2 separate regions of the Homo sapiens genome follow, and region 2 is linked to region 1. A link is an interaction called in ENCODE POLR2A ChIA-PET data of the cell type or tissue named here. Cell type or tissue: PC-9. All regions are shown on one strand. Each heading gives the region's core, and the rest is flanking DNA. Links, peaks and the distances in the headings are about the cores only.

Region 1 (7,693 bases), core at 1,711-6,710:
CATCAAGCTGCTTTTGTGTAGCCATACAGTGCATATTTTGAGTGACACAAACTGCACTTTATACAGATGGTATCTTGTTACCCCTCAACCCCCCAGCAAAGAAAAAAAAACAAAAAGGAAATTACAAAGTGCCTATTGATTGCATCCGGAATGTAATCAGTTCCGTGGGTGAGATAAATCATTCTTCTTATAGAATTATTCTATTAAACAGTAAAATGTTATATTTCACAGGATATGTCCTTTTATAATACAGTTTTTAAAAAAAATTTACACTCAGCATACTTATAAATTACTTAAAATCCATTAAAATAATATAATACGAATCTGTAGTCCACACCTTTCCCATAGTAAATACAAATACTTGGTTCAAAAGGTGCAACTTTTATATGACCTCAGAGGGCTGATAAATAGGCATTAAGAATGGATGACTAGCAAGGTGACAGGCCCATTGTTGGGGCTTTTTTGAAAATAGTTTCAACCAGGGGACCAACATGAGACCTAATAGATCCATCTCCACAATCATCATTTTGCTGTTACCCTTTCAATACCCAATCAAATGTGGGAGTCATTCCAGAGAAAAGTGGTTAAAAGTAGTCTAGGGCATAGAAAAAGAGGACTCTCACAGATACCAAGGAGTTTTACTACCAAGGCCAGCATGGTATTGCAGGACAGTGCTGGGGAGTTGTCACAAGAGTATGGGTGGACATAACACATTTGTCCATACAGAATGATGCATGCCCCGCATCCAGCTTCCCACCAAGAAGAAAAAAGAGAGGAGGATGAGGAAAGCCATGGAGTGAGTATGTATGTTTCTTTTTAAAATGAAAACTCTCTTAGCTTTGAACACATCCTGAGAATCCTTTCTTCTTTCTAGTTTACCAAAGTGCTTGTTACAGTGAAAAACACAGCCCACAGGCACTGAGGTGGGACTACAGAACCTTGCTGGACCACATCTTTTCAGCACATTTCTGTGACCCTCTGTTTTTGATGGAGAAAACAACGCTACTGTTATGAAACACAGAATGGAGTCTTCATTAATCTTCCAGCAGGGTAAGTGCTCTGGCAGGTTTCCAAAGCATGAGAAGGTGGGGGCTCTAGTATTCCATCCCAGGACCTCTGGCCCTTTTGTCTCTCTCTGCAAGGCTCATAGTTGGAGGGCTGTATCTCCCTTTGTGTTTTCAGAAGCCCAGAGTGGCAAAATAATTTAAATGGCAGGAGGTACAAAGTACGTTGTAAACTAAGCCTCCCTGAATCCTGCTGTATTTGCTGTTGATTTGCTTCAATTTGTGATACAGAATGAAATCACACTTCTCTGCTTTTGTTACATTTTCCATAATAAGTACATACTAAATTACAGGGATACATTCACTTTAATGGGCAGAGTTGAAAATTCAGGTTTTGTTTGGGGCTGGGAATGTGTGCTGTGAGAAGAGTGCTCTGCATTTTGGAGTATGGGCTCCAAATGTGGAGCTGCCCCACTGCTGCCATGCAGAGATCAAACAAGCAAAGGAGAAGCACTATGGAACCACAAATGTGATGCATATTAAGGGCTAACAGTTTCATAAGTGATTGTAATGCGGCATCACTTTGTGGTGACATAACTTTACCATGCAGAGGGCCAGTGAGAACAGATGGATGCAGACACAGCGTTTGGTTCTGAAGGTTTTTAAGAGTTATGGCTTCATCTCTTGATCAGGCCAACAAGGCCTACTACCCTATGTAAACAACGGCTTTCCCTCAAAGGGAGGGCCCCACACTGCTCTCCACTCTTATCATTTTGTGGCTCTCTCCTCCTCACCCACCCACCCCAATCCTGGCAGATTAAATTACTAGAAATCCACAAATCTAGCAACTGAAAAAACAAGTTTTTTTAATTGAATTTTATCCAAACTGGAGTTTCAGGTCCCTGAGAAAAATTATAAAGTCTCTTAACATCCATCACCTAGTTCCTTTAAAGTGACCTACATCAGTCGTTTTTTAACTGCCAAAAAACTTATTTTGCCAAAAAAGCCCCACAAAGATTTAGAAGGAAGAACATGTGCCAACATATGTTCTTCTGGCCATTCCTCTGGGCCACAGGAAATTATTCCATAAGGGCAATCTCTTTTTTTCATACAGGATTTAACCAACATTCTGGAGCAAGTGCAGAGTAACAATTAATGCCCAGCAGTACACTACTCTCCCAAGAACACTGAAACACAGACTGTGCAACCTGGCACGGGGCTGAGGAACCAGCAATCCCACTCTAACACACCATGCTGAGGGGTTTTCCTCTATCCTCTAGGAGATTCTCTGAAATTCAGATTTTTAAAAGCTTAACATTATTTATTACTCCTCAGGACAAGATGAACAAGGTGGCAGATGTCTGTGGGATATAAAGCATAACATTTGCTCATTAACTATCATTATTCTGGAGATTTTAATGGCTTCCTTTCTCTGGCTCAATTCTGAACCCAAAGTAGGGAGAGGTAAGACTCCTGCTACCTTTAGCTGCCACTCAGAATTATGCTCCAAGTCTAACCTCTGGGGCTGGCCAATAACCACTGAGGCAGTGGCGTGAGGTTCAGTGTTGTGTAACAGGAGAGAGAGACTCTGCCTTAACAAAAGACTTAATATTTCCACAACTTCAAAGAAGTATGAAAAGGAAGAATACCCAAAATACAGGTTATAGATGGTAAAGGCTCTTTTTCAGAGCAGTGCATGTAGTAGCAAGACAAGATGCATTTAGTAACTTTAAAAATAAACATTTCACATACTTATCTCAAGAAAGGCTATCATGTTTCATTTTTTATATATTATAAATAGCAAAAACAGATTTCTAATCCCACAAATGCTAAGATACTTAAAATGCTATTATAACTCATGTGTATGAAGACCACCCAGTGGTGAAAATGATGTCTTACTAATTCCCTCAACCCAGGGACGAATGGCTCTCATCCCCCTGTCCAGTGGCCCCTCATCTGTGGGAAGAAATTCCATGGGAAGGAGGGAAGCACAAGGTTAAAAAGAAATATGCCTACTATACATACATATTTACAATAAACTTCAGTAACCAGAATATTAACAAAAATAGCTTCAAGTAGTCCTTGATTTTTTTCCATCTATTTAATACTGATAGTCTGAGAAAAGGAAGATAAAAGTTAGTTAGTTAGATAGGTCATATTAAAAACCTTTTTATTTTTTGGCAGCTTTCTGTAACACTTACTTACTTATTCATGCAATATTGTATGTGAATGTTTTTGGAAACTAACTAAACGGTCACATTATTTGTTTGTTTGTTTGAGTCTGAGTCTGTGGTGGGAATCCACCAGCAGATGAACAGGCTCATATGCGGTTTTCGGTTTAATCTATACAAAGAGAAAAGCCTGAATGGCTTAGGATGAAACCTTCATAAGTTTAGGGATCACCATGTCTCTGGGAAACTAAAAAATAATGTAGAAGAATCTGATCCTAGGACCAAGAAACATGAGAACAGTATGGCTACTGACACTTCAGCCCATGCAATGTATTTGGCAGGAACTAAACAGGAGTTAAACCAGCACTGATTACTATGACATCAAACATCATCAAAAAAAATAGGTATTCTCTTCTTCACTGTATAACAAGATATCTGAGACACGCTCTGATGGCTTAATGGAAACAATCACGGTTTTTTTTTGTTTTTTTTTTTTTGTTTTTTTTTTTTGTTTTTGCTTTCCCCAGAATATAACATGGAGTGTTTTTTCAGAAATCTTAAAATAGAGGGATTAGGCTTTTTGTTTGTAAGTAAGTTTTTGGAAAAAAATTATATTCTACCCTAGCTCCTAACTATCCCAAAATAAACCCAAAGGCTTTTGCTTTCACGGTTAAGAAAGATTTATACGTTTTCTTCAAATGTCAGAAATGAGAGGGTCCCTCAGGACAGCAATATCCCCCCTAGTTCAACACCCACCTTTGGGAAGGGAAAAGAGGGTGGGGGAGAGGCAACTACAACTGACCCAAATCCCCAGGCCCTAGGTGGCTTTGTATAGTAAAAATCTCAATTCAAATACAACAGCCAAGGCACAGCTGGCACCATCCCCAGCAGGCTTTCTGCTTCTGCAGGAGGCCCAGGAATTCAGCACATACAGTCTTAGCCATATGCTTAGAAAAGAGGCAGGACCACAATTAGGATTGACTATTGTGGACGAGGTGATGAAACGCAGCCCCAAAGGTGAGATTTGTTTACCACTCTGTAGCCACGGAGGGACACACATCTGCCGGTTCAGACCATAAATTCATTATTTCCAAAGAGTGCTAGCTGTTGGTTGGAGGTGCAGTCTGGGTCCACAGTTTTTCTGCGGCCAGACATGACTGTCCCCTCTGGGGTCTCTTTGGTTTTCTGAGGTGAGTTTTTCACATTCTTTAATTTTTGTTTGCCCTTTTCCGGGTTGAAGGTTCCTCTGCTGATGAACTGAGGCTTGTCTTCCAGGAATTTGGTCTGGCCCAATGGTCCTTCCATTCCCAGGGCCTCATTACCTGAGGCAGCTCGGTAGAATGGAGATTTGGAATAAATCTGAAATAGTTTTCTGGTCCCATGAGATGATGCCGTGTTAGACAGACATAAAGAGGAGACCGAAGAGTCCACGACATCTAAAGAGTCTTGCTGCTTTTTAAGTTGCTTTCGCAACTTGCTGGAAGGTTCAGACTTGCCAGCTGTCTTCAGGGAGCTAAGGGCTAAGCTTCTTTCTAATGCAAAAAAGAGACCAAAGATGTAAATGACAGTGCCCTCTAAAGCAAATCATCATATAATGAATAGATGCCACTGTTCACACATGAAATTGGGTGGGATAAGATTCAGAGGGTCCAGGATGACTTACTATGGGCACAGTCACAGTAAGAGCTCACCATCCATTTCTCTATGTAGCATTTCCGAATCATCTCCAAGGAAATCTGGTGTTTGACTATGCCATCAGCGGAGGCCTAGAACAGTCACTATCATTTCAAAAACTGCCAGGATATGCAGGTAAGTCCTACATCTCCCTGAGACATGCCACCCAGTTAAACACCTCCTTTGTATATGTATATAGTCCCACCTCACAGTGGGGGCACAATGCCTGCCACCCTCAGAAAATGGGTTATGGGTCAGTAAGACAACATATATTGTGATTATTGGCTTTTCTCTGTGGTAAGTACAGGATAAAACATTAAATTACCAAAAAACAAAACAAAACAAAACAAAAAACAAAAAACTCAATCACGTTGAAGAGTTGGTTTGATAAACAATGTATATGGAAGCTTTACAAAGACAACAGGAAAAAAAAGACCTTCCGTGGAAGTCAGGAATCTAAGTAGCAAAGACAATTATATTTCTTATCCCCTTATATTTCTTATCCCCATCCAGGTCACTACCTGTATGCCAAACGATGAAGGCTAAAATTATATGGATAAAAGGACAAAATTCCTCAAGACTTTGTTATTGCTGATGTACAGTCAGTAAATTCTTAAAAGACTTTGTCTTAGTTTTGGAATCTTTATTCCTCCTTTGCAAAACAAATCTGGAGTCTTTGGTCTACCATGTTCACTTACCTGATTTCTCAGAGATAGCATATTCAGACTCCATATTCAAATTCTCTGAGCTATCAGCAGTCCCAATGGAGGCCTCAGACTCAAGGGTTTCATCATCAGAGGCACGGGGTTCCAGTACAAGCATCTCAAATGTTAGCTCCTCCCTGTAAGACACAATCAAGAAACCATTAGCATTTGATAGGAAGTGGAAGGAAGATAACAGAAAAAAAGATCCTCCATGGAAGTCAGGAATCTAAGAAGCAAAGAGAGTCCATTTTTACTGTCCCCATCCAGGTGGTGATGAGGACCTGTATGCCAAATATGGTGAAGGCTAAAACTATATGGACTAAAGGACAAAATGACAGATAGCCAATCTAGGACCAATAATAGGGGTAAGGGTAGGGTGAAGAAAGATGTAGTGGTGAGATCTTTCAGTAAAATGAACTCTGGACTGATAAGCAGGAGATCAGGGCTCTAACCTTGTTCATAATATCCATAATGCATCAGGAAAGTACCTTTCTCTTCTGGACCTCAGCTTCCTACCACAAAACAAAGAGATTAAACTAGATAACCTCTAAGATTCCTTCCAGCTCTTAAACTATTTTCCATGAAGCTTACTAACTGGCTATAGACGATACCCTCTATCTTCACCACAGAGACCTCTAGACGAAGAAAAACACTGATTGATCTTTTCTGTCCTTTGAAGCTTATGCCATCTTCAGTTGTCGTATTCTCTAGTCTCCCTTCTTCATCACGGTCACCCAGCTACCTCTCAGTAATGCCCCACATTCTGTGAGGTCTTTGGTACTCAGATCCTAATCTTGCTTTTTCACTAATGCCTGACATCACCTGATCTATTCAATTAATATCTTTGTAAAAACTCATCTGAATATTCTAACACTGAAGTTCCTTTATGTCTGCAACTTCTAACAATATTCTCCTCTACTTTATCTAAGCTACTTTCTCCAATGCACAGATCCTGGAGCTTGTCATTACTCTGAATCCAACACTCCACCCTGTTCACAACCTCCTTATCCTTCCAATTCTTACTCACCTTCTAATCAAGTCTCTTCCCTAACAGAGCCCCTTACCTTTACTTCCCCTTTACCTGGCTTGAGATCCATGAACAATCATTTCAAGAACAGTATCACCAGCATTACAATTGTCTGAGGCCATGTGCATTCTGAGACTCTGCTCGTTCTTCTTTCTTTTTCTAGAGACTCTCCCCTTCCTTGAAAATTCCTATTAATCCTTCAAGACTGCCAATATCATCTGCATCAAAGCCAAACTGGGTCTTCTTTTCAGATCACTCTTCTAGCAAATAGCCCCTGGTCAATGTACATCATCTTTGCCTTATCATGTTTTTTACAGCTGAGCCCCAGCTGCTTTTTTAGCTGGCCTATATTCCAGAATCAATCATGAGAGACCAAGAAAGTATTTTAACAGTCTTATATCCCCTTATAAACCAAACTCAAGACCTGGGATCCTGGAACTCAGGAATAAAGATCCCATTAAGACTTCCTAAGAGTCATCAATGTCGACCAGAACTATTACACAGCACCTGTAGGGAGAACCATGGCACGTTCATATTATCCCCAAGGCATACTGTCACCCAATCCCTGCAACAGTGATGAATGGAGGTAAAAGAGCTTCTCATTTGTCTCTCTCCTAAATTGCAACCAATTTCCCTATCTAGTATCCTAGCACCCTCTAGGGCTATAGCCTTACTATGACCATCTAGTTGCTGTTCCCATGGTCATATGGATCTTTGGCTAATAACCTTCCTTCATGGATTTGTGAATAATGCCCATTCTTGAAAGGGACTTTGGCTTAGCCTAAGAATTCCTTCTCTTCTTTGCAAAATAAATCTGTTCATGGAGGCTGGTCTCCGACCTGTTAGGACTCCAGTACCTCATCTTGGCTCCCCACTGTTACTGCTAGATGAATCGTGACTAAGACTGACATGCCCTGTGGATACTGTGTCCTCCTCCCAGTCAGCCTCTACAGACCATCACTGTAGCAGCCTCAGGTTTCCCAGCTCATGGAACTGGCTTCCCAGAGGGAACAACTCTCACACTGTTACCTGAGTATAGACAACACGTCTTTGTCATCTCAACATCTCCTGTATCATCTGACACAGTGTTTAACACACAGGAGATAATAAATA
Region 2 (5,000 bases), core at 1-5,000, 710 kb after region 1:
TATGGAGAAATAGTGATGGAAAAGCATTATTTCAGAAAAAAATCTAGTAATAAATGAGCTGTTTTAACTATCCAGGTAAAAGGAAAATATTGTCCTGACTTACAATAGTGACAGCTAAATTGATAGCAGAGGGTAGATGGAAAGAGAAGTAAAATTAGTTTTAACTGAGACAAAATATAGGAGACTCTGGGAAACTTCTGGTAATTTTGACCGTTCCTTTCACTAAATACACTAGAAGAGGCTAGGTGAAATACTGAAACATGTTTGAAAAGTAAGATTATCAAATAATTAGTAAGATAGGAAATAGAGGTTCAAGGTTGAGAGTTTGGGAATCAAGGGAAATTTAGAGAAACAAGCTTCCAGTCCTTGTTGCTCTAGCAGTGTATGTTGATCCAGAAGAGGTAGCTAAGAGACTTAGCTGTGAGTTTTGTTTGCCCTTTGTTAGTAGAGGGGGAAGTTGGAATATTAGGTCTACTAAGAGCGAAAATTGAATACACTAGCTCCTTAAAGACTGAAGATGATCTTCATGTCTTTTGGGTAGTCCAGAAAACCTTAAACCTTGAACTTGGGTTAAGATAGCCCCCGTATATAACAGAAACAAACGTAAATCTTCTCTAGGGAAATAACATTATTTAAGACCTTAAACTATTTTCTCAAATTATTTTTCTAATTAAAACATAACAACCTGGAACTTAAGATACTGGAATTGTCAGACCTAGACCAAAATGAGTATGCTATCACCAGGGAGCTGTCATTCAGATTTGGAAAAAAATCAGAATTTTTATAACTAAACAAAATAAGCAAAATTAACTTTGTGACATAGTTTAACAGCAGACTGGACAAAGCTGAAGAGAGTTTAGTGTATTTGAAAATCAAACAATGATCCAGAATTAAGTATATCCATTAAAAGATGGAAAATACAGAAGAGATTAAGAAATACAGAGGATATAATGAGAAGGTCTCATTGAGTTTTAGAAAGAGAGGAGAGAATGTGGCAGAGGCAGTATTTTAAGATAAAAATGACTGAGAATTTTGCAGATTGGTAAAAGACCCAAATGTCATAGATTGAAGAAACATAACAGTTCCCATGTGTGATAGCTACTTGTTTCACTGATCCTAAGATACACAGTTTTTCACATTTTAACATCTGAAATCTGGATGCATCTTTCAATTATTGACACCTTACAGTCCAAAAAGATTGAAATTTTGACTCGTGAAAAATTTTCCATGTCAACTTCTGTTAAGATCATGAAATTTCAGCACGAAAGCATTTTAGATTTTATGAAATATGGTAAAAAGAAATCCACATTTTTATTTATTTATTTATTTATTTATTTATTGAAACACAGTTTCATTCTGTTGTCCAGGCTGGAGTGCAGTGGCACAGTCTCAGCTCAGTGCAGCTTGCACCTCCCGGGTTCAAGGCATTCTAGGGCCTCAGCTTTCTGAGTACCTGGAATTACAGGCACGAGCCACTAGGCCTGGTTAACTTTAGTATTTTTAGTAGAGATGGGGTTTCGCCACGTTGGCCAGGCTGGTCTCGAACTCCTGACCTCAGGTGATGTGCCTGCCTCAGCCTCCCAAAGTGCTGGTATTATAGGGGTGAGCCACTGGGCCTGACCAGAAATCCACATTTAAAAACATCTTAGTAAAACTACAAAATCAGCAAAAATAAAAAATCTAAATCAATGAGATACAAGAAAGGCTGCTTTCAAAAGAGTGAAAGTATAGGTATAATAATATTCTAGAGCACAGCTCAACAGCAACAGTGAAAGTGATAGTAAGATGATACCTCAGTCTTTTGAAAGAAAATAAACCTTACCTAGAATACTATGTTCATGGAAAATATATTCATAAACAGTATGTTTTAATTAATATAAATGGTTTTATGTTGTACCTAGCTTTTGTATCTTTTTAAAGCCAACCAACATTTTGTTCTGCCAGTGTTGATTGAAGTTTCAAATACTCATAATTGTTATTTAAGCAACTATTTGTCTGTTAAAGGGAAAAATCTTGCAGAATGTTGTACTTTGGAATTTATAACCTTAAATGCATAATGAGCTAAGCATTCATCTTAAAAGTCTCAAGTAATAAGCTTAGAGGTCTCAAGTTAGGAAAAGAACAACAAAATAAATATAGGGAAAATACAAGGAAAGAAATAAAGAACAGAATATAATAAAATAGAAAACATGCAGTAGAAGGGATCAAGAAGCCGTAAGATTTTTTTTTTTTTTTAAGACTGATAACGTTGACACTTTGATGAGGTTAGGAAAAAGAGAGATCCTAAATAACCAGTATTAGGAATGAAAACAGAGTATCACTAGGATCTTGTGGATGGTTTAAAAAAAAACTCTTAAAATTATGGACAACTATTCAAACTTGATAGACGAAATGGGTAGATTCCTAGAAATAGGCAATTTCCCAAAACTGACATAAGAAATAGTAAACCTGTATCCTTATTAAGTATAAAGAAATGAAATCCATAATTTAAAATGTTCTTATAAAGAAAAGTTGAAATTCAAATGGTTATACTGGAAAGTTCTACCATAACATTTAATATGACAGTAACTTCAACCTTATTCTAAAGAACAGAAAAATAGGATCTTCTGCCTTCATAAAGATATCATAACCTTTATACCAAAACCCAAGGAAAGATGATACACCAGTTTGTCTTATGTACATAGATACAAAAAAACCATACATACACACACGCACGCACACAAAACAAAAACTGGAACAACAGAAACACCTCAGAATATTAGCAAATTGAATTCAGCAATACATATATAAAAAGGAGGGTAACCCAGCATGGCCACCTGAGGTGAATCCTGGGAATGCTAGGTTGGTTTAACCTGAAACAATTCAGCATGATTGGTCACTTGAACAAATTGATGAGAAAAACATTTCAGAGATGCCAAGGAGCCTTTGCTTCATGATTTTAAAAAGAAGCTATTAGCAATCTAGAACTTTGTTAACCTTATAAATCTTACAGAAACATTTGTAGGAGATATCATAGTTTATCCACTGAAATGTTAAAAAAGATTTCCCTTTTAGATGGGAGTTCAAGATGTGGATATCGTATCTCCAGTTCAATTCAGCATTATACTAGAAATGATTCTAGCCAGTAGAACATCAAAAAATGAAAACAAAATACAGTGTTGTAAGAGAAATGCCTGTGTTTTTGGGGGTTTTCTTTTTTTTGAGATGGGGTCTTGCTCTGTCTCCCAGGCTGGGGTGCAGTGGTGAGATCATGGCTCACTGCAGCCCCCTACCTGCCAGGTTCAAGCAATTCTCCTGTCTCAGCCTCCCAAGTAGCTGGGACTACAGGACCATGCCCCCAAGCACAGCTGATTTTTGTATTTTTAGTAGAGATGGGGTTTCACCATGTTGGCCAGGCTGGTCTTGAACTCCTGAGCTCAAGGAATCCACCTGTCTTCAGAAGTGCTGGGATTATAGGCGTGAGCCCGTGGGCCCGGCCCCTGGCTGTTAATATTCACTGACAATGTGATTGTGTATTCACAAACAATGTGATTGTACATGTGGAAAAATCAGAATCTGGAGGTAAATTGTTAGAATAAATGTCTTTAGAAAGAAATATGAAAAATTTCTTTTTTCTTTGACCCAATAATTCCGCTCTCAGGTATATATCCAATAGAAAGAAATACGTGCACATCTACATTGAAAGTCATATATAAAACTGGTGGTGGCTCATGCCTGTGGACTCAGCAACATGGGAGAATCGCTTGAGGCCAGGAGTTACAGATCAGCTTGGGCAACATAGTGAGACCCCGTATTTACAGAAAATTAAACAATTAGCTATGCATGGTGGCATCTGCTTGTAGTCCCAGCTACTCAGGAGGCTGAGGTGGGAGGATTGCTGGAGCCTAGGAGGTCAAGGCTGCTGTGAGCCATTTTTATGCCACTGCACTACAACCTGGGCGACAGAGTGAGACCCTGTCTCAAAAAAAGAAAAAGTCATATATAAGCATGTTCCTAGCAGTATTTATTCATACTTCAACCTATAAACAACCCAGATGTTTATCACTATTACACTAGATAGATAATTATGGTATATTGACATAGTAACTATTCAGCAGTGCAAAATAAATGAGCAAAAGCTACAAGCCACAGCATAGATAAATCTTAAAAACATAGTGAAAAGAAAAGGACCCCAAGTAATACCTATCTACTATATGGTTCTACTTACATAAAATATAAAAACAGTTGAAACTAAGTTTATATTGTTTAAGGATGTGTGTTTAGGTGGTGTAGCTATTTAAAAAGGGCAGTGATTAAAACAGTTGAAACTAAGTTTACATTGTTTAAGGATGCATATTTAGGTGTAATTATTAAAAAAAAAAACAGGGTAGTGATCATACGTTTAGGGGGGCTTGTAGAGTACTAGCAGTCTTCTGTTTCTTGTCCTGGGTGGTATTTATATACTGGTGTTTGTTTTATAACAGTTTGTAAGCTGCATGTTTATGTACTTCTCTAGGATTGTGTTATTGCAAAATAAAAATCATTTTAAAACACATATACACAGACATAGGAAAAGGATCAGTCTTAAAGGGAAGGTCCATCTTTTTTCCTGGACATGTAGGATTAATAGTTCCTTTGTACCTACAAGTAAACTTACATTTTGCCAAGACAGCTTTTCTCACTGCTCTCCTAGGCTCTAGTATATTAAATCTATCCTAAATTTAACTTAGATTGTGTTAACTTACTTGAGCAACCTCTGCTACCCTTGTGGTTTCTGCCACATCAAAGCCATACTCCCCGGATTTGGGGTTTGAAAACCTTGTGTACATTCACTCCATTCTGTATGTCTTTGCTTATAACTGTATATTCCTTGGGATGCCCTCTGCTATTCAGGCCTCAATCTTAAGAGCTGTAGCTTTGTACAGAATCAGAGCGTATCAAGAATACTTCATTCTGGGGTTGTGCTCATAGCCATCACGTACAATTCTGTGCATCACAAATCGATGCCTCCTATGTCTTCT

The links. ChIA-PET counts read pairs that join two places held together with the same protein. Peaks named below come from ENCODE experiments on the same cell type or tissue, not always from the same donor. Only the 100,000 strongest peaks of a DNase experiment are listed, where the experiment ranks them.
Region 2: POLR2A ChIA-PET joins it to region 1 with 13 read pairs; 2 of 35 experiments call an interaction of 5 or more read pairs at or near these places.

What each region holds. Positions count from the first base shown.
Region 1 is chr15:71,822,337-71,830,029 of GRCh38, forward strand. It overlaps MYO9A (myosin IXA), which reads right to left. Exons shown (of 42, transcript NM_006901.4): 41 at 5,548-5,690; 42 at 1-4,707. The coding sequence ends at 4,244. Among named protein-coding and RNA genes, the nearest start is that of NR2E3, 16 kb to the left of the region's middle. In PC-9, for the core only: no CTCF peak of the experiment used is centred there; no DNase peak of the experiment used is centred there.
Region 2 is chr15:72,529,946-72,534,945 of GRCh38, forward strand. All of the region lies in intron 2 of ARIH1 (ariadne RBR E3 ubiquitin protein ligase 1), which reads left to right. Among named protein-coding and RNA genes, the nearest start is that of MIR630, 55 kb to the right of the region's middle. RefSeq lists a silencer at 3,300-3,349. In PC-9, for the core only: CTCF peaks have their summits at 3,238 and 3,441; no DNase peak of the experiment used is centred there; H3K27ac peaks cover 498 bases.